4 separate regions of the Mus musculus genome follow, and all the other regions are linked to region 3. A link is a loop called in an ENCODE intact Hi-C map of the cell type or tissue named here. Cell type or tissue: left cerebral cortex. All regions are shown on one strand. Links, peaks and the distances in the headings refer to the core of each region. The heading gives the core; the rest is flanking DNA.

Region 1 (7,898 bases), core at 1,211-6,210, 220 kb after region 3:
ACCTATAACCAGCCCCAGTGTACCATGCCCACTTCCAACTGCTAATATGTAGCAAGGAATAGCATGCTGTCCTGTTTGTGTTAGAAGGGAGCAAACCAGGGCATTCTGCACTATGAGTGCTGGGTCCTGTTCTACGCAGCCCAGCCTCACCTCTCCACTTCTTACCCTGTTATTCTCAGAAAGACAAGGAAAGAGGCTGGCCAGACATCTCAATGGTTAGAGCACTGGCTATACTGCCAGAAAGAAGTCAGTTTGGTACCAAATACCCCCATGGCAATTCACAATCATCTGTAACTTCAGTTCCAGAGGCATCCAAGGCCCTCTTCTGGTCTACATACATACACGCACGCACACACACACACACACACACACACACACACACACACACAAACACACATATACACATACATACATACATACAGGCAGAATACCCATACACATAAGAAAGACAAGACAAACCCTTTAGTAACCCAATCTGTACTTTGTAAATTCTCTCACACTTGGCCACTTTAACTCAAAGCCTATGATTCAGCACAAGAGGAGCACATCTGAACTCTGACCTATCAGTACTAAATGCTCATACAGTTCAACTCTGAAGGACAGTTAGCGAGGTGTGGTGATGCACACCTCTACCCCAAGCTGTTGGAGGGCAGACAGGTAGATCTCTGAGGTCCAGGCCAGCCTGTCAAAAATCAGTCAGGCAATCAATAAAAGAATTTATGTGGTGATGCATGCCTTTAATCCCAGCACTCGGGAGGCAGAGGCAGGCGGATTTCTGAGTTGAAGGCCAGCCTGGTCTACAGAGTGAGTTCCAGGACAGCCAGGTCTACACAGAGAAACACTGTCTCGGAAAAAAATAATTAATTAAAAAAATAAATAAATAAAATGAAAGAATTTACAGCACTGCACCATTTCAGTCTTTGTTGCTTTGTTTAGTTTGAGATTTGTTTGTCTTTATAACTTGTTTCTTGGTTTTGTTTTCGCTGGTACTTCTGAGAGCACAATAGCACATCTCACTAGATTGATGTTGAGGCTAAATCACTTTGCTGCTGGAAAACCCCAGGCCCAGGTTTATAAAACCACAAAATGAGCCCAGGCCAGAACTGGCATGAGACAACTGCCTACGACATGGACTCTAGCTTGTCTCACAATCCTGTGCTTCTTGTCCTCAGCACTTCCCCTTTCTTACACAGGAGGTGTGACATAGCTTCCACAGGGTGGGGGAGGCCACTGAGAGCCTGGGGCAGCTGGTAGTCAAGTGTTTCAAGGCTTGCCAAATCAAACCAAATAGGAAGCTGCTCACTCCTCATTGGTGAACATGAATTCCAGAGAATGGAAAATATGTGAATTAATAACTTAAGTTTCAGCCTTCTAAACAGAATCCACCTGATCTTCAAGCCAACTGTGGTGACTTAAGCATTATTCCATAACCATGCTTTCAAAAGGGTGCTCAGATCTGAGATCGAGAAACAGGTCATCAGGATAGCCCATGGAGTAAACATTGTGTGTATGCATGTCAGACAGGGCGAGAGGGAAAGAGAGAGACAGAGGGAGGGAGAGAGAGAGAGAATGAACATGCTGTGTGTTTTTACTCACAAGCTCACCACAAGGCACTTAGGAGCCTTACAAATACAAGTCTATTAAACCTCCAGACACAGGACTCAAATCTATAGAAAAAAAATTTTTTTTTTAATTTTTCGAGACAGGGTTTCTCTGTGTAGCCCTGGCTGTCCTGGAACTCATTCTGTAGACCAGGCTGGCCTTGAACTCGGAAATCCATCTGCCTCTGCCTCCGGAGTGCTGGGATTAAAGGCGTGTGCCAGCACGCCCAGTTTAGAAACTGAGAAAAAGATTACTGCCATCTCCTAAGGAGGTGGCAGGGATAATTTACTAGTACCCAGCTATTCAGAAGGTTGAAAACAGCCTTTCAGACTGTACCCAGTCCACTGTCTGATAAAAGAAGCCAAGGCTATCACAACCCTTCATCTGTGCTCCACACTGTTGCTAGGTCTGCATCACGTAATATTTATTTATTTATTTATTTAGGTTTTTTGAGACAGGGTTTCTCTGTATAGCCCTGGCTGTCCTGGAACTCACTTTGTAGACCAGGCTGGCCTCGAACTCGGAAATCCCCCGCCTCTGCCTTCCAAGTGCTGGGATTAAAGGCGTGCGCCACCACGCCCGACTAAGTTTTTTTGTTTTTGTTTTGTTTTTTTTAAAACCATGACAGAGTCTCACTACTCAGCTCTGTCCTGGAACTTACTATGTAGACCAGGCTGGACTTGAACTCACAGAGATCACCTGATCATCTCTGCCTCCTAAATGCTGGGGCTAAAGGTATGCCATGCCCAGATTAACATAAAGATTTAATGTTGAACAAAATTAAACCACCGGCTTGATTATAGTTTTGCTCGCCTTTAGCGAATTCCAGGACAACCAGAGCTACATAGTGAGTCACCATCTCAAAAAAATTAATTAATTAAATTAAACCACTGTATTCAAACCTATGAAAATCCAGTTACAGGTACCAGAATGACATGTGTTAGGTCAAAAGGAAGAAAATCTAACAGCCCAGTTTTCAATTTTAATTGGAGAACTGTTTCATGTGTGTTGCTGGGCGTTCCAACGCAGAAAACACGTAAATCATCAAGATCAGCGCTCTGAACCGAAAGTGAAACCTTAGGCATCAATGTTGAAAATACCACTTTCACTTGTAGATCAATCGAGATTGCATACAACCTTACGCACATTCAACACGTTCCCTCTCGGGGAAATGACATGCCATTAGGGCCTCCTATTTAAAAGCAAGGGAAGGAGGCGAGGACAAGTGTGGGTCCAGAAAGCTTGCGTTCTCACACCCCGCGTTCCGCTGTCAGCCCCGGCAGTCAGCTCATCCAAACTCAAGCTGCTGGCTGGTGTCCATCCCTTCCCCTCCGCCCCGCCGCGACCCCCTCCCGCTTCCGCCCCAGCCCGCCTCGCCGCGTCCGCCTGGCCGCTCCTGCCCACCGAGCCCACGGCCGCCCCGGCCGCGCTACCAGGCCCAGGCCCAAGGCCCGGTCGCTGCCGCAGCCGTCTCACCTGCGCCACTGCCGAGCCAGCTGCGACCTGCCGAGTGCCCGGATGCGGCAAAGGCCGCCGTTTGTTTTCATTCCGGGTGAGGCCGGCCCCGCCCCCGGCTCCGCCCCCTCGCGCTGTCCGGAAGGCCGGTCGAGGACCGGAGCTGCATGGAAGGGTGGGGCCAAGGGGCTTGAAGGGCGATCTGAAGCATCGAACGGAAGGAAGCCCTGAAAACGCGGCTGTGGGCGGGGCTAGTATTTAATGGGCGGGGCTGATATGGGGCGGGACAACAGAGTAGATGGAAATAGGGAGAGTGTAGCTAGGGCGGGGCTGACGTGTAAGGGGGAAGAGAGACAAAGTGGTTGGGGCGAGGGCCGCGCTGAGGGTCAGGCGATCTGTGGGCGGGGCTGGTAGTTTGCGGTGGAGCGGATGTGGGACCGGGCGAGGAGGAAGATGGAGGCAAGGGCCGACTGTAGGTGGAGCTGTTAGGTGGAAAGGCAAGGCTAAAACTGGTCAAAAGCGGTGGGAGGGGGTCTGCTGTGCAGGGGGAAGAGGCGTGGTGAGGAATGGAAGTGAGGCAATGCTAGTCTTCAATCACGAGGTCTTCGGACCACTCCCAGACCGAGTTTTTCAGAGTCAGAGGAAAATGAGTCTGCCTTTATTTATTCCCCAAAAGCCTTGACAGAGCAAGACCTGTTTTCCTGAACCTTTTCTCGTCTTCCCTCTACTAGGCCTAGGGGATCCCCTAGACTAAAGGATTCTCACACTACCCTCCACAATCCCACCAGGATCCCCGCTCATGGTGAAGTTAGGTACGCTACCCATGCCTCCCTCCAGCGGCTACTCCCACCATGAGTACAGTAGATAGAGACATCTGCTTTGCTCAGCGCTGTGAAAAATGCATGTGCCCTTATGTCTATGTAAGGGAACAATCCAAACGGGCATAAAAAAATGAAGACGCCGGGCAGTGGTGGCGCACGCCTTTAATTCCAGCACTTGGAAGGCAGAGGCGGGGGATTTCTGAGCTCGAGGCCAGCCTGGTCTACAGAGTGAGTTCCGGAAAGCCAGGGCTAAACAGAGAAACCCTGTCTCAAAAAGACCAAAAACCAAAAACCAAAAAAAAAAAAAAAAAAAAAGGCCTTTTTTTTTTTAAATACTATGAGAAAAGAAACAATGCTCTGGTGTTGAGCCCCATCTTGCTGCAGACTGTGAGAGGAGGCCTGAGCAAGCCTGCAGGAGCCTAAGCAACCAGGAACCCCAGCGAGGAGTTTGCCAATTGCCAGCCTGCCAGTGAAGCTAGATCCATCATTCAACACCCGCTTCCCACACACGTACTGGAGAACCCAGAGCAGGCCTGCTTAGTCAGTCCAAAAATGCCTGGCCTCACTGTGAATCAGGAACTAAACAAATTGTTATTATGATAAGGATCAGATTTGCAAGTTGTTTGTTATGCCCTCCAAACTGACAAAGCTTTCAGAACCAAACAAAAGAAAGTGACTGTAAACCCAAGAAAACTGTATCTGTAGATAACTGTTTCCACTCTAAGGAAATTGATTAGTTCCAGCACAATCACGACTATATAGAGAAACCCTGTCTCAAAAAACAAAGAAACAAAGAAACAAAAAACTGCCAGGCGTGGTGGCGCACGCCTTTAATCCCAGCACTCTAGAGGCAGAGGCAGGCCGATTTCTGAGTTCGAGGCCAGCCTGATCTACAAAGTGGGTTCCAGGAACAGAGAAACCCTGTCTCGAAAAACAAAAATAAATAAATAAATAAATTTAAAAAAATAAAAAATAAATAAAAGAAAAGAAAAAATAAAGAAAGTTGGGCTGGTGAGATGGCTCAGTGGTTAAGAGTGCCGACTGCTCTTCCAAAGGTCCTGAGTTCAAATCCCAGCAACCACATGGCAGCTCACAACCATCTGTAACGAAATCTGTTGCTCTCTTTTGGAATGTCTGAAGACAGCTACAGTGTACTTACATATAATAAGTAAATAAATATTAAAAAAAAAAAGCTGAGTAGTTGTGGCTCAGGCCTTTAATCCCAGCACTTGCAAGGTACAGGCAGATGGATCTCTGAGTTCGAGGCCAGCCTGGCTTTCAGACTGAGTTCCAGAAAGCCAGGGCTACACAGAGAAACCCTGTTTCCAAAAAACAAAAAACAAAAAAAGAAAGAAAAAAGAGAAAGAAAAAAAAAGAAAAAAGAAAAGAAAAGAAATTTCCTTCTTTGCAATTAAATCAGAAACTTACCGTGCAAAGTGAAACCTGAGTCTTACCTCCCAAAGATCCTGCTACCTTTCTTGTTTTCTGTAGATCGGTCTTTCTGTACAGGAGTTAAAGGTTTTTTCATGATGTTAAGATAGCATATATTTTCATTTTTAAAACAATATTGTGATACAATACATATAGTTTATAATATTCAAATTTGAGTTATTTGATTCGATGCTTTTCAGTATATTTGAAGAGTTGTTCATTCATAACCAAAAATAATTTTAAAACATTTCATCACTTTTTAAAAAGAGTTATTCACTATGTATACAGTCTGCTTGTATGTATGCCTGCAGACCAGAAGTAGGCACCAGATCTCGTCACAAATGGTTGTAAGCTACCATGTGGTTGCTGGGAATTGAACTCAGAACCTCTGGAAGAGTAGCTAATACTCTTATCCTCTGAGCCATCTCTCCAGTTCATTTCATTACTTTCAAAATGAACCCAGAACCCACAAGCAGGGTGACACTTATCTATAATCTCAGCATGTGGAGACAGAGGCAGGAAGGTTTCTAATTCAAAGGCAGTATGACTCAGTCTAAACAACAATAGAAATCTGAACACATTTTATTCCCCCAGACTAACACATTTTATTCCCCCAAATCAGACCCTGCGTACCCACTACCTCCTCATCTCTGCCTTTGCCCAGAACCTGAGGCCACTAAGCTACTCTCTGTTCTTATAAAGTTGCTTGGTTTGGACACTTCATACAAATAATAGCATACAGAACCAGGGATGAGGTACACATTTGTGCTTGCAGTCTGAGGCTAGCCTGAACAAGCAAAGAGCATCACACAATAAATAATAATATGCTTTTTTTTCTCTCCTTTGGTGATGCAGATACAGGCCAGATTAGACCAGATTAGAAGTAGATAAAGGAGGCTCATTAGGAGGCAGTTCCTGGGTGCGTTCATTGATCTCAGTGGAGTTGCACATCCAGGCTAAAGCAAGGGGATTTTATAGAGTTTAGGCATAGAGAGATTACATGTCAGCCAGGAGCTGGGATTATGTCTGTACATGGTCAAAAGCTGAAAGCCAGGTGGTCTACAGAGTGAGTTCCAGGACAGCCAGGGCTACACAGAGAAACCCTGTCTAAAAAACCAAAAAAAAAAAAAAAAGCCGGGTGTGGTGGTGTACGCCTGTAATCCCAGCACTCCGGAGGCAGAGGCAGGCGGATTTCTGAGTTCAAGGCCAGCCTGGTCTACAAAGTGAGTTCCAGGACAGCCAGGGCTACACAGAGAAACCCTGTCTCGAAAACAACAACAACAACAACAAAAAAACAAAAACCAAAAACTGAGTCCCTGGGCAGACACTTTTGGGTGGGTTGCCTCTCAGTGTGTGTGTGTGTAGGGGGCCCTGAGGGCGGCGAAGATGGAGTGTCCCAAATTGTGCAGGTGTGAGCAGGGGTTCCAATCTAACAGTCTTCTACAACTGACTTTTTTCACTGACTTGAACATCTTCAGAGTAAATCCACATTGTGGTACATGTGGGTACTTTGCTCCTTTTATGCCAAATGATTTCCACTGTACTAGCCTGCTAAATTTTATTTATCCATTTACTAGTCCAGAAACTCTGGGACTGCTTCCTCTGTTGGGCACTGCTCCTCCTATATAAACACTAATTTCCAAGTTTTCCTTAGAGAACAGGCTTTCCATTCTCTAGGGTGTCTGGGAATAGAATTGGTGGTTCATATGGTAATTCTACACTTAATCATGGGTGTCGCAAGTGTGCAGGTGTGTGCCCATATGCACACATGTGGAAGCCAAGGGAGGATATTAGGTATGTCTCTACAATCTTCATCTTATTTTCTGAAATGGAGAGTGATAGAGGCTTTTTAATATGTGTTTGTTGCAGTTTTCCTCTTAACACAGCTAGCTCTCAAATAATTGAGACTGGACTGTTATGGTTATTTAATAGTGTTAAGGGCACAACTATTACTCTATTTTAATCCTCTGTAGCTAATCTGGCTACTTCCCAGTCAAAAATCCCAGTGACCCTTGCATACTGATCCTTAGTACTGATCTGGCTCTCTGGGCTCCAGGTGTTTTTTCATGGTGTCTCTTGAACTCTCTCCCCGTGAAGTATCCCCACTTCTTCTCTTTCCTTCCCACTTTCCCAGGCTGGGAGGAAGTCCAGCCCTATTCTCTCCTCTGCTCAGACATTGGCTGATCAGCTTCTTTATTGACCAATCAGGGAATAACTAGGGAGAAATGTTTTTGCAACCAGATATGGGGGCATAGAAACCAGCATTTGAATAATACAAGGATAATTTTTACACAACATACATAGAGCCTACATTATGCCTACAGAAGAGCCTTAGTTACTTGTCCTATTATGATAAACCAAAATAGTCAAAAAAATCTGATAGGAGCAGGAAAGGGTTTATTCTGAATTTCTTTTTTTTTTTTTTTAAGATTTTATTTATTTATTATATGTAAGTACACTGTAGCTGTCTTCAGACACACCAGAAGAGGGCATCAGATCTCATTACGGGTGGTTGTGAGCCACCATGTGGTTGCTGGGATTTGAACTTTGGACCTTCGGAAGAGCAGTCGGGTGCTCTTACCCAATGAG
Region 2 (7,898 bases), core at 1,427-6,426, 78 kb before region 3:
GAATGTGGTTATAAGTGGTGAGTAGATGGGCTCAGGGCCCAGGGCTGGGAGTCTTGCTGTAGCAGGAAGCAGGTGAGGGGCCCCAGGCGAGTTCTCAGGGGAGCTTTGGTGACTTAGGGCTTGAGGTACTTGAGGGGCCCCATTATGAACAGGAAGAGATAACCCAAACCATCAAAGGCTGATTTCCTAAGCCAGAAAGAGCACTAAGTCAGCTTTCCCAAAATAATCCTCATAACATCTACTTCTTTCTGTCAATGTGAAATAGAAAATAGCAGCTAGTAAATAAGATAATAGTTTATTCTGAGTGCAAACACCAGACATCATGGTTTGGAACACAGACTCAGGTAACTCAGGATGATATTAGTCCCCAGAGAGATGACCAGTTATACAGTCCCAAAAGAAAGGTGACAGGGCTGTCCAGGAGGTAGGCTACCAAGAAGTGGGGAATCTCTCTTCCAGGATTTGATGCAGAGACTTCAGCAGGGTGGAGACACTTTCTGTAGGAAGCAGGTGCCCGCCCATTCCTAGCCTCAAGGGTGGAAGGGGTCAGAGGCCCAACAGCCAGCATACATTTTAGGGTCTTATCCAGCAGTCACAAAAATTCCAGGTCAGAGGCAAAACCTAGTACTGCATTACTGCCATTGGGGGCCAGAGACCACCCAACACAGCCTTGGCCAGAGACCACCCAACACAGCTTTGGCCAAAGACCACCCAATACAGCCTTGGCCTTTTTATTGACTGCTTTCAGATAGGGTCTCATTATCCAATTCATTCCTGTCTCAGATGGGCTCAGGTCACACATGTTGACACCACATGCTGCGATACTTGGTCTTTTGATCCACATCCCATCTCTCTCTCCATAAGGCTGTGATGCCCCCCACTCATCAAATAGCAGACCATCTAGAAACAGCCCTTGACTCCCATGGGCTGGAGTGAAGTGTTCTTCTTCCTGCTTCTGTGAGAGAGGCCCGTGGAAGCAATCTCGGTGATGGGGAGGTCCACCATGGGTCTTTGAGAAATTCTCAGATGCTTCAGAATAATACAAACACGCACAAGCTCCCCCAGATGTGTTTCTGTTGCCCAGCTCTTTATTGTGTAAACCAGTAAGAAGATGATAGATATACAGATGAATAAATTATAGATGATAGATAGACAGACAGGATGGATGGATGGATGGATGGATAGATTTTTATGGTATGATAGACATTGATAGTTGTCCTAATATGGTTTCTATTGCTGTGATAAGCACTATGACCAAAAGCAACTTTGGGTAGGAAAGGGTTTATTTGACTTACATGTCCTAACCACAGCCCACTATTGAGGGGACTCAGGGCAGGAACCTTGAGCAGGGGACTGAGGCAGAGGCCATGGAAGAACGCTGCATAATGGCTTGCTCTTCATACCTTTCTCAGTCTGCTTTCTTATACTACTGAGGACCACCTGCCCAGGGAATGACACCGCCCATAGTGGGCTGGGCCTTCCCACTTTGGTCATTAATCAAAAAAATGCCCTACAGACTTGTCCACAAGCCAATATGATGGAGACATTTTTCTCAATTCATCTTCCCAAATGACTCTAGCTTGTGTCAAGTTGACAAAAACAAGAACTAACCAGTACAATAGTGAAATGTACAGATAGATATGTGTAGATAGCAGACAGACAGACAGACAGACAGCTGCATGGAGATAGAAGATAGATGATATATGGTGTTTTCATTTATTTTCCTTTGTTGTGAAGAGACATCATGACCAAGGCAGTTGTAAAATAAAGTATTTAATGGGGACTGGCTTACACACCTCCTAATTATTCCCAAACAATTCTACCAACTAAGAACCAGGCATTCAAATATATGAGCCAATGGGGGCCATTTTATTCAAACCACCACAGATTGGGGGCTGGGTGGGTGGACAGACAGATGGTGTCTTAGTATCTGTTGCTATGAAAAGACACTTTGACCAAGGAAACTCTTACCAAAAAAAAAGTGTTGAATTGGGTCTTGCTTACAGTTTCAGAAATTTAACCCATTATCATGTCAGGGAGCATGGCGGTACACAGGCAGACATGATGCTGGAGAAGTAGCTAAGACTTCTAAGTCTGGATTCACAGGCAACAGGGAGAGAGAACTCTTGGGCCTAGCTTGGGCTTCTGAAATCTCAAAGCCCACCCCCAAATGACATACTTCCTTCAGAAAGGCCATACTTTCCCGATAAGGCCACACCTCCTAATCCTTCTAGGGACTGCCATTCCATGATGAACAAGCATTCAAATATGTGAGCCTATGGGGACCATTCCTATTCAAACCACGAGAGAGTGAGAGAGCGAGAGAGAGAGAGAGAGAGAGAGAGAGAGAGAGAGAGAGAGAGAAGGAAGGAGGGAGAGGGAGGGGGAGAGAGGGAGAGAAGGAGAGGGAGGGAGGGAGAGGGAGGGAGAGAGAGAGAGGGAGAGAGGAAGAGGGAGGGAGAGAGACAGAGAGACAGAGAGAGAGAGACAGAGAGACAGAGAGAGAGAGCAGAGGAACAGGGCAGTAGGAGTTCTTTAGAATGTAGACTAGCAGTGGAGAAAGCAACCCTAAGATGGGAGAAAATGACCCTGCACCCTCATCTCTCACACTCAGACAGGATGCTCTGTGGCTGAAAGCTTGGTGGAGGAGGACATGAAAATATTCCACCAGCAAGAGGCAGCCCTGACCTTGATTTTTCAGGACAGGACAGATGGTGACATTTAGAGAAAGAGAAGCAGCTTCATCCTGGGGAGCTACCCACAGCCTGGGCTGTGTGAGGGCCTGAGGAATCTAGCCTTGGGGGCCTCAGACCCCTTCCTCTGCAGTCTCCCTCCCTGAAGCAGGGTCCACTCCCCTCCAATGGGCTTTCTAGGAAGGAGCCTCCCTGTGCCGTGGGGACGAAAACTCTTGGAAGTTAAAGAAAGGTAAAGACAACAGGGGAGCGATGGGTGTTGCTGCTAATACTGAGGGTCATTTTAGATCTTTTGTTTAGTTTTTGTGATGCTGGGGATAGAGCCAGTCCCCGAGACCCCTGAGGCCCATGGAAACATCCACAGAAGCCAGTCTTTGTCTGCCCCACCTGCGTTACCTTTCTTCTCCCTGGAAACAAGAGCCAAGCTTCTGCCTGATCTCTCCTTTCTCCTCTGCCTCCTGAGCAGCCTGGCATTCCTTGTCATGCCGCTCCCCCCCCCATGGCTGTGACACACCCCCTCCTCTGGGGGACTGTAATACACTGTCTTTCCAGAGGAAGCTCATCCCCTGACCTCACTACCCCGAGTCATTAGAAAACTACATTTTAAAACACATTTCCCACTGCCTGTAAACCTAGACATTAATTGTCCTGGCTTCTTTTTTTTTTTTTTTTTTACACTTTGAGTGCAGCGTTGTCTCAGGGAGCTCGGCAGGCCACAGTCTACATAGGACACAGATCATACACCCAGCCTTTGAGGATGGCACGCTCAGTCTCCAGGTTCCTTCTCATCTGCTGGGCTCAGTCTGGGGCCCCTGGTGGTAGGTGCACACAGAGGCAGCCTTAAAAGGTAGGCAGCCTAGGGTGGGGATGTAGATCAGTAGGTAGATAAAAAGTGTGCACAAAGACTTGGATTCCATTCCCAGCACTATATAATTATGATTGCTCATGCCTGTAATCCCAGCACTCGAGAGACAAAATAGCGAGATCAAGACTTCAAGGTATCCTTGGCTACAGAGTGAGTTTGAGCCTACAGGAGACCCTGACTCAACAAACCAACACTGACAGCCCATTCCAATCCCCTGCCTGCTACCCTGGGCCCAGGCAGTGCATGCCAGCCTGCCTCTGCCTATTGTCTAAGAGCTGCACAAATGTAGGACTCTCTCCTCACCTGTGATTGAGCTTGGCACCCATTCCCAGTCAGCTCTTCTCACGGTTCCTAGTTTGTATAGTCTCTGCTTCCTAGCACACTCAGCCTCAGCCTGCCCATGGCACTGCACGCCATGAGGACAGGAGCCAGGAACCCCCAAGAACAGGGCCGCTCCATCCTCCAGGGCTGCATTTCTGTCAGGATTTCTCTGTGACTGGGAACCGGAGCGGCACTGGGTTTGTAGCCACTTGCCGTTGCTATAGCAACCCCTGACTTACACCAGCTACACACTAAAAATAGATCATCTTGCCCCTAATATAGAAAAATGAAGGAAAATGAGAGCAGGCAGGACCCTTCCCATCCAGTTATGCGCTGATGCAGCGGCTGGGTCTCTGTATGCGCGCACCCACTCAAGAGTAGAAAGAACAGGATGGAGGGGACACACTAGAGTGTCCTCAGAACTGCTGTGGCCTGGCTCTTCCCCATGTAGAGGCCTCAGCTGTCCTTTGTTCTGAACTAAAGCATTCAATAGTAAAGCACAGTTTACCCAAGGCGGGTTGTATGTTCCAGACAGCCTCTTCATGTACCCCAGGCTAGCCCTACCCTCACATCCATCTCCTGAGTTCTAGTCTTGCTGACGGGCACCCTCCACCTGGCCTGTTCAGCTTTTCAGTCTTACTTCTTCTGTGGGTTGTGTTTTTTGGAAGGTAGGGCTGCTGTCGTTTGCAGAACAGACAGCGTGAGAGCTCCTAGCGACAGCATCTGAAGTACTGAATTGCTTGGGAACGCTGTGACACAAGTGTTCCCCAGGAGTGAGCCTGGGGAAGGAGAACCTTCAGGTACTTGAAGGACCACCCATCCTCCTGGGGAGGAAGTACTGTGGGAAGACAGACCTCACCACTCTAGGACCAGCTCCTCCCTGGGATAGCAATGGCTCTCGATGCATTCGATCACGTTGTCCGAATCATGAAAGTTCAAAAACATTTCAAAATGCTTGAAGATTGTTCTGGAAGGGGTTGTGCAGGAAAGAATTGGGACCTGTCCCTACGGAGTCCGAATTGTGGCTGTCTGCCTGTCGTATCTGAGACTTGTTGATGGCATTTCCTGTGGTGGAATGAGTCTGTGTCCCCCTGAACAGCTGTCTGCACACAGTGGGTGCACTGTAGCCTTCCTTGTTCTTGGGAGCTGTTTTGTTTGTTTGTTTGTTTGTTTGTTTGTTTTTAAGGTGATGGGAGATGTGTGTGGGGCTTCTCAGAGCCCCTGGCTCTGCCATGGGGCTGAAGTGGTAGTGGACATTTGTGAATATGTAGAGCTATGCTTGGAATGTGGTGACTTGCATGTTAAGACGAGGACCTCTGCCCATAAGCCAGGGACAGCCAGGAGGGGCTGGGGGGCTTGGATTTGGGCCTTTGTGGGAAAGCCCACTGCCAGGAACCAGTGGGGAGACACCCTCCGCTTCTCCCATCCCCCATCTCTTCCTCCTCCTCCTCCTCTTCCTCTCTCCTTTCTCTCCTTCCTCCTCCTCTTCCTTTTCCTTCCTCTCTGTATCCCCCACCTTTATCCTCTTCTCCCTCTTCTCTCCTCTCTTCTCCTCCTTTTCTTCTTCATTCTCTTTCTTCCTCTTCTTTCCCCTCCTGTCCTTCCCCCCTTCCCTCTCCCTTCTCCTCTAACTTCCTTTTTGTGACCAACAGATAAAACTTTTTTTTCATCATCTGGAGCTGCACAGCTTGAGAGAATTAAGCACATGCTCATTATGATGCCAGCTCGCCCCCCACCCCCCATCCCTCTTCCACTCTCAGAATTCATCTTCCCAAACTGCCTTTATCACACAATGATCCTTCCCATCTCTGGCACCCCTCAGTCTACTGTCTCTATGAATCTGATCATTCTGGGGCCCTCACAGAATGAAATTGAGCCGTGTGTTTCTCTCCATCTCTTCTGTCCGATGCCCTTAGGTCCTTGTGGGCCACAGTACATATCTGTGCTGTGTCAGGTCTTCCTGAGCTGTGCTGGGTTTCTCCCATGCTTTTGGAGGCTCCCCCATGCTCTCATACCTTCCACACACCCTTGAAAGGCTGCGTAATATTTTGCCATTTGGAGACCCCTTTTGTACATTCAGTCATGTGTCACAGAATATCTGAGCTGTGTCCCCTGTGACACCAGCCTCCCTCCAGATGTGATGAAGCAGCTGTTGTCCCTGTCCTCTCAGCCTGGGACTGGGCACAGAGCAGCCAGCTCACTTCCTTGCAGTGAGGGCATTAGGTCTCTGCTAATGGTGGGCACCACATCCCCACACAGCCTCGCTCAGCGCCCCCTGGTGGATCTAAGCCAGGGGTGCTGCACTCCTGCCAGCCAGAGACACCACAGCCCACAGGACTCACTGCATACTTAAGTACCTGACCTCAGACAGCCCAACTGAAGGTTCTGGGGCACAGATGGACATAACACCCCCTACAGTCTGGTGTGGAAAGCCGATGTCCAAGCTGCTCTGCTTTGCAGTCCCATGCAACCCTCTGTCACACTGTCTCCTTCAAGACCCTAGCACCTAAGTGTGAGTCAGTAAGCCAGGCACACACCCAAGCTCATGCAGGCTCTACAGTACAGGGGACATCATAGAAAAGGTCCTTAGAGAAAAGGAGCCCAGGACAGTTCCCAGGAAGGAAGATGTGCAACTCACAGGCACCATCGGGCAAGGACCAACCCCAATCACCAAGGGCCTGCAAGCTTCCCAGTCCACAGGTTCTAAGCAGCTGGCCCACAGGTGCTGTAAGGGACAGCAGGGTCAAGCAGCCATCAGAGCCCTGGGTCAGTCTGTAGTTCAGAGAAGTGCATCTTGTAGTTTCCAGAAGTGAAACAAACAGGAACGATCTAACATCAGATTGAGTTCAGGTGAGCAAATGTAACTCGAGTCATAAAGACTGACTCCAGCTAGGGAACGGGCTCAGTTAGGAGGCTGCTAACTGTGCAAGTGTGAGGACTCAAGTTCAATCCCCATCCCCAGTTTAAAGAGCTGGGAGAGCGTGTTGCTACACACTTATGGGAAAGCAGAAACAGGAGAATTCCTAGTGCTTACTGGCCAGACCAGTTTAGCCAAAACAGCAAGCTCTGGAGCAATGCTGTCTGGAAAGATAAGGTGGACGGCCCCTGAGGAACACAACCCAAGGCTGACCTCCGGCCTCCATGGGTCCGTCTGCGCATGCAGGGACACACATGCACATCAGCACACACACATGCAGGGGAAAGGAAGCAGGGCAAGGGAGAAGAGTTAAAGTTTAGCTGTTCAATCAGTTTCCAGTCAGAACCCCCAAGTAAAAGAGCAGCTGGGTCTGCCCTGACGGACCCCAACACCAGTGAGCAAGTGTACCGCAAAGCCTTCTTCCAGCAAATTCTCCACAAAGGCTTGTCCAGCCCTTATCAGGGTGCCTGTGCATTAGGGGAAAGGTTGCCCACATATGGAAGGAGAATGCCCCCGGTGCCCTTAATTAAGGGGAAAGGGCACAGGGCTGTCGATGGAGGCTTTCAGAGCCAGCTGGAGAGTTGACAGGCAGTTAAAGAGCTGAGGAATGCCATTTAATCAGACTGGGTGGTGTCTATCTAATCAGTCTGGGTATGTGTTAGCAGCACACCCCAAATAAAGTGCCAGTGACAGCCCTGGTTGGCTAGTGTTGAGCTGTCTGCTGATGGCGGGAAGGCCACAGCACATGCTGCTGTGCTCCTTAAACCCACAGAATCTCTTGAAGCAACAAGCCTAACTGTCTCTGTCCCCACCAGAGCCTATTTCAGAATAGATGTGTTTCTGCCCCCACCCCATAACAGTTAAGCTTCCCCCCCCCCCAGTCCTTTCTGGGGGCTCTTCCCTCACTGTTGGAAGTGAGGCTTTGCTACAATAAGGAAGGCTTAACTATTATGGGATGGGTGCAGACCCTTCTGGAATGGAGGTTGCTGGTGGCTCTGGGGTACTGCAGGTCAAGCCCAGGGCCACAGGCATGCTGAGTAGGTTCTTACCACCGAGCTTGCCCAACCCCGAGTGTGGGCTTTGCTGTAGAGTGGAGGAAAGG
Region 3 (7,898 bases), core at 1,847-6,846:
AAAATAAGCTTTAAAAAAGAGTATGAGATTTTTAAAAACATTACCGACATCACCACAAGAACAAGGCGGCAAAATCTGAACTGTGAGACTAGTCAACACTTACCCAGTTATCACCAACCTTGATCTTTTGCGCTAACAGAAGGTTTAGGTACACTTGCAAGATACACTGGAGTCATGTGTCTTTAATGGAAGCTGGATCCTCGTGTACTGCTAACCAGTGCCACAGCCATGGAGTAACCCAGTCCGCTGTTCGTCAAATGTTAAACATGAAGTAGCCAGTAGAATATGACCCAGCAACTCTATTCCTGGGTATTTAACCTCCCAAAATGAAAATTCATGTCCACAGAGACATATGAGCATGAATGTTTATAACAGCCAAAAGGTGGGAACCACCTAAACGAAAAGTTCATCGGCTGAGGGATGATGGTCTAGGTGTGATATCTGCACGGTGGGAGATTATTCAACAACAACAAAGGAAATTTCAGAAAGCATCAACAAAAGACAGCACTACAGATAACCCCTTGAGTCTGACCTCTGGGTAGGGACCATAGAGATAAAAGTGGATTAGCCCCACGTGGAAGTGAGCAGGCAGCAAGACGTAAGGTAGTGGATGTGCAGTCTCCCTTTGGCATGGTGAAAAGATGTAAACTTGGTTGCCGGACTCTCAATACACGGAAAACCACTGCACTACAGGGTGAGCTGTTTTTCCCAATAAATACATTTATTAATCCCAATTGTCATTTCTATGAGTGTGTCATCTTAGAAACATGAAATCAATGTATGACCCTTAGAAATGGCTTTAATTTCACTTAGTACAATTCCTAAGAAACTTGTCCAAATTTTATTTGAGACAAGGTCTCACCGTGTAACTCTGGCTGGCATGGACCTCATTATGTAGACCAGGCTGGTCTAGAACTGGTAGAGATCCACCTACCTTTGCCTCCTAACTGCTAAGATCAAAGATGTGCATTACCATGCCCGGTTTGCCCAAGTTTTTGTACAAATGATTGGTGGACCTTTTAAAGTTTTAGCATGATGTGCCATGCATAGATGGTTTGCTGTATTTTAACCAGTCAGCCATCGAATGGTATCTGTAATTCCCAGTTGAGGCTCTAGAAAAGCAGCTGCTGTGAACATCATCCTTGTATAGCTTTTGGTGTGTCCGTTGTTGCCCTGGGGTAAATACTCAGGAAAACACCCGATGTGTAACTGTGCAGCTTCAGAGGAAACCGGCAAGGTGGTTTTCTGAGCACTCTTTTATTCTGGATTTTTTCAAATTTATTTTTAATTAGGTGCACATGTGTGCAGGTCTTTCTGTGATCTGTGCACATGCATGCAGATGCCCTCAGAGGCCAGAGGTGTCAGATCCCCTGGAGCCAGAATTACAGGCAGCTGTGAGCTGCCTGACTTGAGAACTCAGGTCTTCTGCAGATGGGCTGCAAGCATTCTTAACTGCCAAGCTGTGTCTCCATCCCTCTCTGTTTTTCATCCCCACCAGCAGTGCAGACGGGTTCTGTTTCGTTCCATCCTCACCAGCACTGGACCCTATTTCAGTGTTTACTTCATTCTAATGGGTGTGTTTTGACAGCACGTGCAGTGGATTTGTATGCCCCTCTTCTGTGTACTTATTGCCAGCTCTGTCCCACCCAATCCTGGTGAATTGTCTCTCCATTCCTTCTGTCTGCGTCCCGACCAGCTTTTCTGGGTTTTCAGCATCCTTTTATATTCAAGACACTAGTCATTTGTTGACTATGTGGTTTGCAAATATTTTCTCCCACTTTGTAGGTTTAATTTATCAAATTTTCCCTCTTATGGAGAATGTTTTCCATCTGAGCCTCTTTGCTTAATCCTAGGTCCCAAAGATCTTCTCAATTGTTTTCCTAAAAGGTTCACATTTTGAGACCATGACCCAGTTTGAGATAATTGTTGAATAACATTGGGATAGTTTGGGTTGTCCTCTTTTGTTTGCTCTGATGGTTGATAACCAGCGCCCACTGGTAGTTAGGAGTGCACCTTCTTGCAGTTATCAAAGCTTAGGTTCACGTATTTGCTTGGATGCATTCCTGGTGTGCTGTTGGCAATTATATCTGTTTCTCCGATAAACACAACACTGATTACTGCAACTATACTGTAAGCTTAAAAAAAAAAAAAAGATTTGCTTTGGTTGGTTGGGTTTTTTGAGAGAGAGTCATCTTGTCTTCTTTTGCAGGTGGGGCTGTTGAAACAGGGTTTAATTGGGGTAACCCTGGCTGTCCTGGAGCTAGCTCTGTAGACCAGACTGTTCTTGTACTCACAAAGATCCGCCTGCTCCTGCCTCCCCAGTGCTGGGATGAAAGGCATGCTCCACCACACCCAGCCTGCTTTTATTGTTTGGTAATTTGTGTGTATTATGTCTCTCTCTATGGATTTGAGCCGCAGAGGCCAGAAGGCCCCGAGCCTGGGGTTGCAGGCAGATAAACTCCAGGGATGTGGGTGCAGGAGAGTGCTGGGTCCTCAGCCACTGAGCCCTCTCTCCAGTCCTCACTGCAGGCTTTAACAGTATGAACTGGGACCCCTCCCACTTCAGTCTAGATATTTCAAAGCTTGCGCCTTCCAGTGTGCGCTTTAAAATCAGCTTATCTGTGTCTACGAAACAGAATTCCTGGGATTTTGACAGGAATTGAAAGAAACCCAGCGATGACCTTGGTGGCTAACTGACATTATGCTAGATCTTCCAACCCCTGAATGTGGGGCACCCCTCCCCCTTGATTACCTCTGCATCCACCTCACGAACTGTGCAGTTTTTAGATATAAACTCTTTATGTAGCTTCCTGTGTTTAATATATTACCTTTCCTTGCCGAGATGGTAAACAGCATTTTGATACCAGCTTCCACACATTTGTTTTTATTATATCAGATGCAGTGTCTTGATCCTATGATCTTGCTGATCTTCCTGATTGTAGGAGTTTTGTTTGTTTCCAATCTTTGGGATTTTATACATGAATAGCCTACAATTTGGATGGTTTCGTTTCTTTCTTCCCAAGTAGTGTTTTAATATTTTAATTTATTCTTCTTTGAGAACTTTATACATGCATACAATATGTTTTTTAAAGAATTTTTGTATTTTATGTGTTTGCCTGTATGTATATATGTATACCATCTGCACGCAGTACCTGTGAAAGCCAGAGGGGGCATCAGATCCCTGGAACTGGAGTTCCAGACAGCTGTGTGATGCCATGTGGGTGCAGCAAGTGCTCCTAACCACTGAACCACCCCCCAACATACAATGTACTTTGACCATACTCCACCCTCCCCTCCTCCTACTCCTCCCTCATCCCCCACCCACATTCTTCCCCCAACCTCAAACCCTCTTTTCCAATCTGCCTTTTATCCCTGGCTCTTGGTTGGGTAAGACAGAGCTCTGAAACTGTGCTCCTAAACTTAGAACTGTTCAGGTTTTTTTTTTTTTTTCACTACAAAGCATGACAAACTGCATTTTTTTTTATCACAAAACATCTTAACAAAACTTTTTTGGACACTTTAGATTTAGGAATTGACCCAGCAGCTAAGGCTACTAAAGAGGTTTCTACTTCCTGCTTCTGGGCTTGTAAAATTGACAAGTTCCCTCCCAGGCCGGTAGCCAGGCAGGTGCTGGCCATCGGCAGGCAGCCTCCGGGCCCTTCCCGGCAGCAGACGGCTGCCAGCCTTGCGGCCTGCCAACCGGAGTTGGTGATAGGGAAGTCTCAGATACCCAAGTCCAGGGTGACGGGCGTGCCCGGGGCCAGATTTAAATTGTGTGAACTTCTGGCAGCAAGCTGCGGCGGTGAGGAAAGAGCTAGCTGAGAACGGAGGAAGCCAGTTAAGAGATCCGCCGCGGGGGGGGGGGGGGGGGGGGAGTGGCGAGTGCACGAAAGCGCGGGCGAAGCGCGGCCCCGAAGGCGGCCTCTCCTTTTAAGGGAGCGGTTCGCCGCCGGTGCGGGGCCCCAAGAGGGAGGCGCGCACCCGCCGAGGGTGCCCATGGACCCACACCTGCGCGAGGACGCGCGTGTCCGCTGGCGCACGCGGACGGCGAAGCACTGGGGCCGCCGCTCCCCCTTCCCACGCTTGCTTGCTCGCGGGCCGTACCAAAGGCGCAGGGGGGAGCAGAGCGTGCCATCGCGGCCCACCTGCGGCTGCCCGGCCTGGGCGGGGACGCGCTCCACCCTGGCCTGCCGCGCGCTCCCGCCGCCGCCGCGCGCGCCCCCCGCCACTGCAGGCCCCTCCTCCCGATGCGAGAAGCCCGAGCGCCGCGGCCCATGCTGATCGGTGTCCTCCTCCTCCTCCCCCTCAGGCGGTGCTGGCGGCGGCCCCGGGACCCGCGGAAGCCGGCATGCTGGAGAAGCTGGAGTTCCAGGAGGAAGGTGAGTGCGCGACCCGCGCCCTGCGCTGCCGGCGGCGGGCATCGGGACTGCAGCCCACTCCGGGGAAACACCGGGCTCCCGGGATGCAGCCCGGTTCCCGGGGACGCAGTCCCGCTCTGAGGAAAGCACCCGGCCTCGGGGAAGCAGCCGGGTTCCTGGGGATGCAGCCCTGTTCTGGGGTTGCAGCCTGGTTCTGGGGATGGAGCCTGGTTCCCGGGGACACAGCCTCGCTCCGGGGATGCAGTCCGGTTCTCAGGGAAGCAGTCTGGCTCCGGGAAATGCAGCTCTGCTCCAAGGGACGCAGCCGGGTTCTGGGGGACGCAGTCCCGATCCCGGGAGCGGCCGCCCGCGCGCTCCAAGGGACGGCCCTTTTGTCCTCCGCACCCGAACTCGAGCGAGAGTCAGGTGTCATGCAGCCCTAATTGTGCATGTCACCGCGCGCCCCGAGGATACCCTGGAATCATATGGACAGCCCATGCCTTCAAATAACAAACCGGTTCCCTTATCTGTATTTGTGGAAATACCTCCAGTAGGGTGTGTCTCCCTTCCCTCCTCCCCCTCAAATGGGTAAAGTTAAATCGGCAAACCCGAAGTGGCTCACTGAACTGGTTTGAGACCAAGCGACCCCCTCACACTTGACCATTCTGTCTCCTCTCCTGCCCTATTTTTAAATAATATCTGCTTACAGGTAAATAGCCCGGATCTTATTTTGAGGCTGCTAACATTTAAACGGGGAAGTCGAAAACGAACTTTATATAGATGCATGACCATTTGAAGACGATAAAAGGCCTTATGCAGCCTCCTGTACTTCCATGATTTATTTGGAAGCTGTTCCTTTTTCCAAGAGTACTGACAAAAAAAATGAAGGGCCTGGAACAAAGAATGCGCTGTGTGGGTGCTGTCCCTTGTGCCAACTTTACTTTAATACCCCTGTTCATTGATGTTCAGGCAATTACTTAAGTAAGCATGCTCAGCCAGCTGGGGAGTGCTACCCTGATAGCATTAGGCCTGTTGTAGCTTCGCTGTAGCACTTCAGATGTGTTGGCCTAAAGATAACGCATCTATAGAAATGTCTTCCTTATTAACAAATGGTGCACTTCAGAATTTTCCTGAGCTTTGTTTGTGGTTTGTCCTGTCAAAAGATAAGTCTGTGTCTTCATTTGGATGCACCTCCTAGTCCCTCGGTGTTCCTATATTGCACAGCAGGTAGTGGCTTCGGGCTGCCCGGTTTGTGTTATGGGATGTCTAAACCTGTAGAGACTGAAGTGAGACCTCCCAGAGTGGAGCTTTATGTGGGAGAACCCAGACTCACATCCGCAGCCATCTCTTACTTGGCTGGCAGGCCCCCAGACAAGTGGCGTGAGTTCTCTGCTTTGAGGGTTCCGTGAGATCACCTGCACCGTGGCGTTCAGTGAGAACCCGTAGTCAGTGCTTTGTAAATGTGACTTTCATTAAGTGCCATTAGCCAAAATCCAGACTCTAAAAGGCTTTTATTGGTGAATCTTAACATGGGGATTCCGCTTAGTATAGATTTCGTGGCTTTTCTCTTTCCTTGAGATTCATATTATGTGCATTTCTCAAAGTTCGCTGTGTGCCCACTCTTCACCCCTGGATAGCCTGCGAACGTGCAGTGTGAGAGCAAGCATGTTAAAAATAAAAAATGTTGAAAAGGAGCGCCCCCTTTCACCCAACTATTTTTATCTGTGTTACTGGCATTACTTTTAAGCTGAACCTCACAAATAACCCTGTCAAATGTTTCTAGAGTTCTAAGAAGGCAGAATATTAAACATTTACTGTGAAGCTGAACTGGAAGAGGGAGTGGTGCTGGCGGAATCATCCAGAACAGCGCTTTGTTCCCCTGGAACTTTAAGTTGTTCATTCATCTGAAATTCAGAAAAGCTACTTGTTTGAAGGGGAGAAAGAAGTTGCAACAGTGAGATATCACACCTTGACGCATCCCGGGAGCTGGTGCTAGCCCTCCACAGAGTAGGTCCGGACTGAGTATGCCCCGTTTACCCTTGGGTAACCTTCCTTCTTACCCAGTTAGTATCTTCAATTACACATCTGGAGGCATGACCTAGAGATGAACATTTGTTATTCAGAGACGTACATGATGACTGGTAGTGCTGTGCCAAAGCTGTTTTTCTATTTTCTGATAAATTTCAACTCTGTTCCAGTCATCGGAAGGTTCAAAGGTATTAGTAAAGCTGGAGGAAAGAAGAGGGGAGGGAGGAAGGCTGGCACAGCAGGGTCGGGGCCAGTGTAACCCTGAGCTATGAGAGGTGAGGGAGGGGGCCTGGCACAGCAGGGTCAGGGCCAGTGTTACCCTGAGCTATGAGAGGTGAGGGAGGGGGCCTGGCACAGCAGGGTCGGGGCCAGTGTTACCCTGAGCTATGAGAGGTGAGGGAGGGGGGCTGGCACAGCAGGGTCGGGGCCAGTGTAACCCTGAGCTATGAGAGGTGAGGGAGGGGGGCTGGCACAGCAGGGTCGGGGCCAGTGTTACCCTGAGCTATGAGAGGTGAGGGAGGGGGCCTGGCACAGCAGGGTCAGGGCCAGTGTTACCCTGAGCTATGAGAGGTGAGGGAGGGGGGCTGGCACAGCAGGGTCGGGGCCAGTGTAACCCTGAGCTATGAGAGGTGAGGGAGGGGGGCTGGCACAGCAGGGTCGGGGCCAGTGTAACCCTGAGCTATGAGAGGTGAGGGAGGGGGCCTGGCACAGCAGGGTCAGGGCCAGTGTTACCCTGAGCTATGAGAGGTGAGGGAGGGGGCCTGGCACAGCAGGGTCGGGGCCAGTGTTACCCTGAGCTATGATTTGGGAGCTTCCCCAGTCACTGCTCTCCTGGCTGCATCAGCTAGGCTTCCATCTTCTCAGTGCCTTTCTGAGCCCCCAGTGCTTTCTGCTGCCCAGCCCTGGTGTGCCTTCTCTCTGTTGTTTCACAGGCTTCCCTTTAAAGAGTGAGGCTCCAGGTCATGGGTCTTCAGATGCAGCAAGAGCGTGCATCCATCATCTCAGGCTTTGCATTAGCCACCCAGTTTGGCCCCCCCCCCCCTTGCAAGACAACAGCCCAAGGCCAAACATAGTAGTAGGGCTGGAATCCAAGAAAACGGATTTGTGAAATGGGGCGGCCTTGGCTCCCAGACGCAGCACAGCAAGCCTGCTCCTCTTGGTGCTCGGCCTGTCAATCACCCACCCTTTCTGCATCCTGCCCATCTTGCCACAGCTACAAGGTGCACCCCGCATCTCATCTTTTCTCTGAAGCTGCCCGACTGTGTGCCTGTCCCTCGTCCCCCTGTTCTGCTCTGCTGGTGTCTCCCTCTAACCCCAGCGGCCACCTTAAATGTCCATACTTGCTTTATATGCCCTGAGAATTCAGTGGTCTGATGAGCGCAAAGCCGTGAGACCAGAACATCTCCAGGGCCATCGCTTTATGGGTTTAAGCTCTGGGGCCTGTCACATCATTTTCCTGTTTGTGTTTATCTATCCTAATTGCCTTGAATTTATTTCTTGGCCAGGTGTGAA
Region 4 (7,898 bases), core at 1,380-6,379, 170 kb before region 3:
GGGAGCCAGCAGAAAGGAAGGTCCTGAATGTCACCCAGTGAAAAACAATGACATTTTCCAGCTCTGATCTATCCTGTCATCTTCCACATGGACTGCGTTTGTTCACTACATGCTCTGCTAAGAAAGGCCCCTTGCTCAAGGGTATTTGTATCTCCTGCTCCCTAAGAACACTCAGATCTTCAGTGGGCATGTTTTATGGGAGTGATCCATCCTTGGCTCCCTGTGAATAGGTATGGGGCTTAGAGTGTTTCCCCTCCGGTGTTGCTGTTTGCTGTCTCAGTTTGCTGTGGGAGCCCTGGGAATGCATCCTTCTGTACTAAGCCTTGGGGCTACAATCCATCAGAGCCTTTGCTACCACCTACCTTCCCCTTTGCTGTCTTCTTTCTTTCTCTGTTGTCTCTCCACCACTGCCCCTGTCCTCCCTTTACTTCGTCTCCTAAGAGCCAAATTTCACCAGGTGGAAAAACCTGCCTTCTGACCCAGTTCTAGGGCTTAGTGTAGTTGCGGCAGCCAACCCTGGGACACTGTGGTGTGCTCAGCAGGACTGCATCTTGGGCCAGGGTCATCTTTGAAAGAGACTTCCACACTAGTCTTTGCTGGACACCATTCGGCACTTGGCATCATGCCAGCCTCTTTCAAGTGTTCTGTCACTTAGCCAATCACAGCCTGACCTGATTCTGCTTGTTGCCCAATTCTATAATCATGGAAATGGAGGCTCGGAAGGGATGAGTCATTGCCCAAGGGACACAGCTGGTGAGGGCCGGGCTGAAGTTTGAACCCAGTGGGTTGCCTCTTAAATCTATGTTGGTCTCCCTCCCCACCCCCCACCCCCAGTGATATTTCTTCTTGCTTCTCTCTACATCCTACTTGGGGGAGATAAAGAAGGCAAAAATATCTTCTCAGGCGCTGCCAATCCCACAAGAAATGTTGTGCTTGAATGGATGTGCCTGGCATACCTGCTCTGGCTTCCTTGGGATTATAGGCCTTGGGTTGATTAGGGATAGAGGCTTTGTGGATCCAACCTCTCTCCTGCTGCCCATCACTAGCTGGGTGACTCTTGATAGGCTCCTGGTTTCTCTGAACTAAGGAAATGGCGCCATACAGAGAGGGGAGCCAGAAGCAAAGGAGAACAAATTAGGACTTCAGAAAGAAAATCATCTTTCTTGCACGACAGCTGAGTTGTTGCCTACCTAGCTGGCATGCACAAAGTTGTCCCCAGAACTGCAGAAACTGACCTGGTAGTGTGTGCCTGTCAGCTCAGCGAGTGCGAGGTGGAGGCAGGAGGATTGGAACGTCTAAGTTATTCTCAGCTACATAGTGAGTTCAAGGCCAGCCTAAGCTACATGAGACCAGGCTTCAAAAAAATATAAATAAAATATAAATAATCTTTCTTCATTTACTGGAGATACACCAAGAGTCACGTGTGTTCCAAATCTGGCAAGAGCAGAGGGCCTGTGTGTGTGTGTTGTTGTTGTTGTTGTGTTTTCTCCCATCCCTGACGATTTTCTTCCCTTGGGCATTGTCATCTTTCCGTATTGGAGCATTCTTTTGGTAGTGGAGATGATGGTAGTAACTGTCACTGGCACAAGGTAACTTCTATTTAAGCAAGCAAACAGGCCATCTCCATGGGATCCATACGGTGGAGATGTGGGCGTGGTTCTGGGTCTGTTCCCATCATGCTGGTTTCTGCCTACAAGCTTCCCTCCCTGTCCTGCCCACCCACTTTTTCCTTATGGTGCAGTCGCATGCAACTGTCTGCCTCCTGCGACTCTGCGTGAGAGCGTGCTGGTGCTGGGGGCTGAGCCATCTGCTTACTCAGGCTGTATGGACCCACGTGGGTGGTGAGTGGGGGCCACTAGACCAGTGTCCCCCGCGCATATATGAACAGTAGCACCTACAATCATGTGAGGCTGTCCCCGTCCTCTGTTAGTCTTCTCTTGCTGTGACCTTGAGCATGACCCTGGCTTGAGACTGCTCTTGCTGCCCATTGCCCTTAGGCAGTGCCATGAGAATCCCCAGTATGGCCCGTGAGCTGGGCATCCTGATTCTAGGCTGTCCGTACCCTGAGTTCTGACCTTGGGGCCGGAAGTCCTGAATTGTCCTTATTTGGCTCTGTAACTGAGGCACCGTCAGAGGGCCCCAGGGCCCTGGCTATACGTGGTCTTCAGGATGCCTGGTACTCCTCAGACTCTGACTGTTAGTCCGTGTTCCTTGGTAGCTAGATTCCCATTGCCTGGCTTTTTGGCAGGGTTGTTACGTAGCTCTTGTCTCTAGGCACCGAGAATCTGTCTCCACGTGCTTATGACACAGCAGAAGGGTTGCCCAGAGATGCTCAGGGAGCCTTCAGCAAAGAGACACATGCAGCCATGATGGGGTCAGAGACCTTGATAAATTCATTTCCTCAAGCCCTAAAATATAATGTGTTTCGAGGGATTGGAGGGTCATATGTGTATATGTACAAATATTTGTATTCACATGCGCATGTGTGCACATGTGTATTTATGCATGTATTTGTAGGGAGGCCATATAAAAAGATATACATGCATGCTATAGTATGACTCAGACTCTAAATACAAAATTTAAATACTTGACGGTTTTAAGCCCAGTTAAGGGTCAGCTTTGCTCTCTGTTAGATAGGAGCTAACAGGGACAGTGACATTGGCCATGCAGAACAAGAGTGGGTTAGGGTTTGTCTTTGAGTTCTTGGCTAGTCATCCAAGGGTCTCTTGCGGAGGTGGGGGTGGGGAAGCCTAGCATGGAGGTCCCAGCTTCCTCACCTACGAAGCAAGAGGCTTAGGTTCTACTGTGGACACTGGAAGGAAGCAGTGCGGTCTGATAGAAGAGCCAGAGCTGGGGTGAGAGGCCCTGGTGTGAGGCACCGTCTGCTGAGCAATGAAGAGCAGTGGACGCTAGCAGGTTAAAGTGGACCACGTCCAACAGGTGACTAAACAGAGAATGAGAGGCTTACAGGGTTAACCAAGTGTGTGGCCCAGCCACCGTGTGGCCCTGCTAGAGCCACGTTAAACAGCTGAGCTGTGCAAAGCATTCCTCTGAAGCTGTCATCTGCCGGCTCCTCCTGAAGCCTGCTGAACTCTGATGATGTCACTTCCTTTCTCCAGGCTCCTGATACACTCACGCAGCAGTGTGCCCTCCTTACACTCACCCAGCAGTGTGCCTGCCCTCCTTACACTCACCCAGCAGTGTGCCTGCCCCCCTTACACTCACCCAGCAGTGTGCCTGCCCTCCTTACACTCACCCAGCAGTGTGCCTGCCCCCCTTACACTCACCCAGCAGTGTGCCTGCCCTCCTTACACTCACCCAGCAGTGTGCCTGCCCTCCTTACACTCACCCAGCAGTGTGCCTGCCCTCCTTACACTCACCCAGCAGTGTGCCTGCCCTCCTTACACTCACCCAGCAATGTGCCTGCCCTCCTTACACTCACCCAGCAATGTGCCTGCCCCCCTTACACTCACCCAGCAATGTGCCTGCCCTCCTTACACTCACCCAGCAGTGTGCCTGCCCTCCTTACACTCACCCAGCAGTGTGCCTGCCCTCCTTACACTCACCCAGCAATGTGCCTGCCCTCCTTACACTCACCCAGCAATGTGCCTGCCCTCCTTACACTCACCCAGCAGTGTGCCTGCCCTCCTTACACTCACCCAGCAGTGTGCCTGCCCTCCTTACACTCACCCAGCAGTGTGCCTGCCCTCCTTACACTCACCCAGCAATGTGCCTGCCCTCCTTACACTCACCCAGCAGTGTGCCTGCCCTCCTTACACTCACCCAGCAGTGTGCCTGCCCTCCTTACACTCACACAGCAGTGCGCCTGCCCTCCTTACACTCACCCAGCAGTGTGCCTGCCCTCCTTACACTCACACAGCAGTGCGCCTGCCCTCCTTACACTCACCCAGCAGTGTGCCTGCCCTCCTTCTTCCGAAGGCCATGCCTAAGGGTACCATGTGGCAATCCAGCCCTTGGTGGTCATGATCACCACTTGTTTTTAAAAGGTATCCCCAACATCTTTGTCAGGGAAAGGCAGAGAGAGAGAGAGAGAGAGAGAGAGAGAGAGAGAGAGAGAGAGAGCAAGAGAGAGAGAGGGAGAGAGGGAGAAGGAGAGAGAGAGAGAGAGAGAGCAAGAGAGAGAGAGAGATCCAGATTTACAGAGAGAGCTCTTGGAATTCCATGTTGTGGAAGGTTGTTAAAGTTTTGCCAGTGCTGGAGTGCTGGCCCAGTGGAGTCTGTGCTATTCTCCCTCTGTTTCTTCACTGCTCTGAAATAGACTGGAGACTGAAGAGGGAGAGGTCATGGTCTGTGCAGTTCCTCCAAGCCCCAGGCAGGGGGCAACAGCTCCAACCATTTCTCTCCCAGTCCTCCCAGGAGTCCAACGGGACTAAAGCATTCATAATGTAGCTATATGTTCCTGTGTGGCCTGGGTATCTGGTTGCTTCTCAGGACCTAAGCTTCCCTTGCTGTGGTTAATAATCTGGAGGCATACCCTAGGAATGTTGTCTTCCGGATAACAAATACATCTGCTCATGTAAAGGCCACAGTCTAGGGATTCTCTATTCCTACCGTCTCACACATGCTAACAGTGTCAGTTTGGGTAGGCTGTTGCCCCGTACCCATGTATCCATCTGCTCACTGATAAAGCTGTGTTCATGAGCAGCATGGTCCAGAGCAGGCAGTCTTCTGGAATCTGGGGTAGACTGTGGAGTGGGGTGGAGTGGGGTGGAGTGGAGCTAAGAGTCTTCCTTGGAGCCCTCCTCCTTCAGCTCTGCTCAGGGCTCACTGGGCTATCCTACCGCTGCCCCGCCCCTGGATGAGCAGGAGGACCTGGCTCCCCTCTTACTAACCCACTCAGGTAGGGAGGTGTACAGTCTGTGTTTGGAGGCAATAGGTGGAAGGTTTGTACATGTGGAAGAGAACAGAAGATTGAGATATTTGTTACATGAGATTCAGAGGGATCTATGGATGCAGAAAACATCCTGTGCTTTTGTTTCTAGAAGCATCTACCATGGCCCTTCTGGCCCATCAGTCTTCTCTAGTAGTCAGGGATGACCTCCCTTGGGCATCAAGGGTTAAAGGTTAAATAATGAGGAAAAATCCAAAAGCCAGCAGGTTTTGCTGAGCTGGGAATGTGGAGATGTTCCGGGCAGTCGCCTCTGGAGAGAAACCAGGCATCCAAGGCAGAAGGAAGGTGAGGACGGCCCCGAAACAGATCCCCGCCCCACGTGCAGCACTGCAGAGGGTGTCACAGCCGGTGTTGGAGCAGAGGACGGAATAATGAGGGAGGAGGGTAGGCGAGCAGGTTCTAGAAGAGGAAGTAGTTTAGCAAAAGCAGAAGCTGCCTGTATGCCAGCCTACACGCCCAAGGGCGGCGGAAAGAAAACCCAGAGCGCAGGCGCCCTTCGGCAGCACCATCACTTGCTTCAGTTTTGGAAGGCTGTGTTCCTGACTGCCACTGGAAGAGGCCTGGCTTAATTACAGTAACCTGACTGAAATCCTTCTGGCATGAGCTACAGTCTCCGTCTCCCCAGCTCTGGGTTTGTTTGGTTTTCCGTATTTCCACCCCTCAGCCTGTAAATGAAACCTTCCATGCCAGTTGTCTCAGTGGTGAGGATACAAGTGCCCCCCTTCAGTTGACTTTCCTCAGACACTGAGAAGGCAAGATACTGAGCACACTGCTGGTGGAGAGTCTCTGACCATGGTGTGGCTGCTCGCTGAGGGTTTCTTCTCTGTACTGACAGATTTTGCTTCCAAGAGGGGAAAACTGGTCTTCAGCCTCTTCCTGAATCTCCCTGACCCTGGACAGAATTAAACTCGGTGACTTGGAGTTGGGAAGATGGCTCAGTGGATAAAGTGCTTGCCAGCCTAGCCTAGTCAATGAACCATGGAGCCCAGTGGGAGATCCTGTCTCTAGAGCAAGGCAGACAGCTCCTGAGGAGCTACACTTGAAGTTGGCCTCTGGTCTCAACACACACATGCATAACACATGTGTACACATGCAGAACACACCCACCTGTCCCTCCCACGTGACCCTGTCCTGCCCCCCACACAAGATAACCTCAGTGGCTGGAATGGATTTACCCTACCACTGTCTGGCCTCTACATTCTCCCTGGCACCCAGTTTTGGGTGAGGCGGGACAATGGCGGCTGAAGGAGCGCCTTTCCCTGGACCTGTGGCAATGGAGGTGAGGAGAAGAGCAGGACTTTAGAGGCTGCCCATCGGATTCAAGCCCAGGCTCAGGATCCCTCTGCTTGGTGTGAGCCTCAGCCCGTTTATCCGGGAAGGCTGGTGGCTTCTCTTGAGCTGTGCTTTCCCACTTCCTACAGGGTGGATCACCGCCAACTTGGGCTATTCTGAGATAGAGCCTAGAACAAATTCACATTTGCCTGATGCTCTCTTCTTCTCTCCCTAGGGAATGTTGCCTCTGCTGGCCAGTTTCAATAAAAGAGCACATTTGATCCCCATGTTTCAGTAAAGGGTGCCCTATGGACACGTTTTCCTCCCCAGGAAGGAATTTGAATTAAAGAGTTAAGGCAAGTCTTCAGCCAAGGTCTCCCATGGTTGTCAGAAGTGCCTAGAATGGCTATGGACTGGCATGGCTTCCGGCCTCTGTCTTGCCTCATTCTCTAGGCCCTTCACTGTGTCCTCTCCATGTCCCTTCACCTCCTCAGGGTCATTACCTCCTGAGCCTTGCAGCACTCACGGTTTCTACACAGGTCCCAGAGTCCAACAGGGACTGTGTGACCACCTCGTATTCTAGAGACTGATAGGCAGCGGAGTGGAGGGAAGTGGCAGGAATGGGGTTCCTGGGGTCCCAGCTGTCAGGATAGAAACACAGCTCTCGCCTCCAAGGCGATAAGAGGGAGTTTATTCTAGAGCCAAATATGAATCAGCATGGCCTGAGAACACAGATTCAGGATGCCCCAAATTCCATGTCCCATGTTGTGACTGTTTGATGAAGTCTTTATAGTAACAGAGCAAGGAAGGTCAGAACAAGGTGTTTTTCCAATGCATCGGTGGGGATATCAGGTAGGCAGTTGTGGCGAGCCCGGGGAAGCTCTGCTATAGGCCTCAGATGCCGCCTGATAACGCTCTCAGCCTTGGTCTGAAAAGTGAGTGCGTTCCAAGGACTTTTGCCTACTAATCACAAGGACATTAGCTCAGACATGGGGGTGGACAAGGAATGGCTGCCGAGGCAGCTGAAGATCACCAAAGATAAGTTGTAATTTGGCTCCCCACCTTCAGTGTTTCAAGTTTCTATCAGCACCAAAGGACTAATCAGTTCATTGGCCTGGCAGAAGGTTCAGTGGAAGGTATGGCTTCCTTCTGGGAACCTTTGTTCACACAGCCCACTCAGCAATGGCAAATGTTAGGGGGATTGTGTACCCCAAAAGGTACATGGGGGCTGGCTCTCAGCTCCCCCTTCCTGATAGGCTCCCTGCCAGGAGTCAGCCAGAGGAGTGACTGCTTGGCTCTCTACTACAGAGGCATGAAGTGTATTGTGTGAGAACAAGGCTAAGCAGTGCCTAGGCCTGGGATGTGACTGGCCAGGCCCAGGCACTGAAGCACTTGGACGTCAGACTGGCCCATCCGCACATTGGAAGCAAAGGAGTAATCTTTAGAGAGTGAACCAAGCCTCAGGAGAGGACCCCAGGACAGGAGCAAGAGGGAGCAAGGGACGTCAAGGAGACAGCCTCAGGTGGATGCTTTGTGGGGGGGTCCCAAGAGCCCATGGACTCATGGATTGGGAAACTGAAGACAAGAGCTGGAGGAGGTGACTTAAGACAGAGACAGAACGGCTCCTGGAGAATGTCAGACATAGCCGATTTTCCCTCCTAACTTGGGTTTTTAATCCTGTCAGGCCCAGCTCACCTCAGCTCAGCACCCCAGA

The links. A loop is a pair of places that touch in the nucleus more often than their neighbours do. Peaks named below come from ENCODE experiments on the same cell type or tissue, not always from the same donor. Only the 100,000 strongest peaks of a DNase experiment are listed, where the experiment ranks them.
Region 1: a loop joins it to region 3, with 5 times the contacts of the local background. A loop is called at or near these places in 8 of 42 quality-filtered maps.
Region 2: a loop joins it to region 3, with 2.9 times the contacts of the local background. A loop is called at or near these places in 14 of 42 quality-filtered maps.
Region 4: a loop joins it to region 3, with 2.3 times the contacts of the local background. A loop is called at or near these places in 3 of 42 quality-filtered maps.

Annotation. Positions count from the first base shown.
Region 1 is chr5:24,681,203-24,689,100 of GRCm38, reverse strand. It overlaps Nub1 (negative regulator of ubiquitin-like proteins 1), which reads right to left and starts at 3,286. Exons shown (of 15, transcript NM_016736.3): 1 at 3,079-3,286. In left cerebral cortex, for the core only: a CTCF peak has its summit at 3,535; DNase peaks (open chromatin) are centred at 2,883, 3,315, 3,916 and 4,342; H3K4me3 peaks cover 2,087 bases; H3K27ac peaks cover 2,286 bases.
Region 2 is chr5:24,982,000-24,989,897 of GRCm38, reverse strand. The region is part of intron 3 of Prkag2 (protein kinase, AMP-activated, gamma 2 non-catalytic subunit); the gene reads left to right. It overlaps 1500035N22Rik (RIKEN cDNA 1500035N22 gene), which reads right to left and starts at 4,056. Exons shown (of 2, transcript NR_166410.1): 1 at 3,862-4,056. In left cerebral cortex, for the core only: CTCF peaks have their summits at 3,493 and 6,154 (motif pointing left); DNase peaks (open chromatin) are centred at 3,591, 4,074, 4,511, 6,155 and 3 more places; H3K4me3 peaks cover 1,240 bases; H3K27ac peaks cover 3,974 bases.
Region 3 is chr5:24,904,804-24,912,701 of GRCm38, reverse strand. Prkag2 (protein kinase, AMP-activated, gamma 2 non-catalytic subunit) reads left to right here. Exons shown (of 16, transcript NM_145401.2): 5 at 4,310-4,379. It overlaps Prkag2os1 (protein kinase, AMP-activated, gamma 2 non-catalytic subunit, opposite strand 1), which reads right to left. Exons shown (of 7, transcript NR_040684.1): 5 at 6,419-6,586; 6 at 6,174-6,262; 7 at 5,853-5,996. Among named protein-coding and RNA genes, the nearest start is that of Prkag2os1, 6.2 kb to the right of the region's middle. In left cerebral cortex, for the core only: CTCF peaks have their summits at 3,143 and 4,396; DNase peaks (open chromatin) are centred at 4,075, 4,674, 5,429, 6,074 and 1 more place; H3K4me3 peaks cover 2,782 bases; H3K27ac peaks cover 2,036 bases.
Region 4 is chr5:25,079,181-25,087,078 of GRCm38, reverse strand. The region is part of intron 1 of Prkag2 (protein kinase, AMP-activated, gamma 2 non-catalytic subunit); the gene reads left to right. Among named protein-coding and RNA genes, the nearest start is that of Gm42232, 17 kb to the left of the region's middle. In left cerebral cortex, for the core only: a CTCF peak has its summit at 4,334; DNase peaks (open chromatin) are centred at 1,694, 4,355, 5,312 and 6,343; H3K27ac peaks cover 3,657 bases.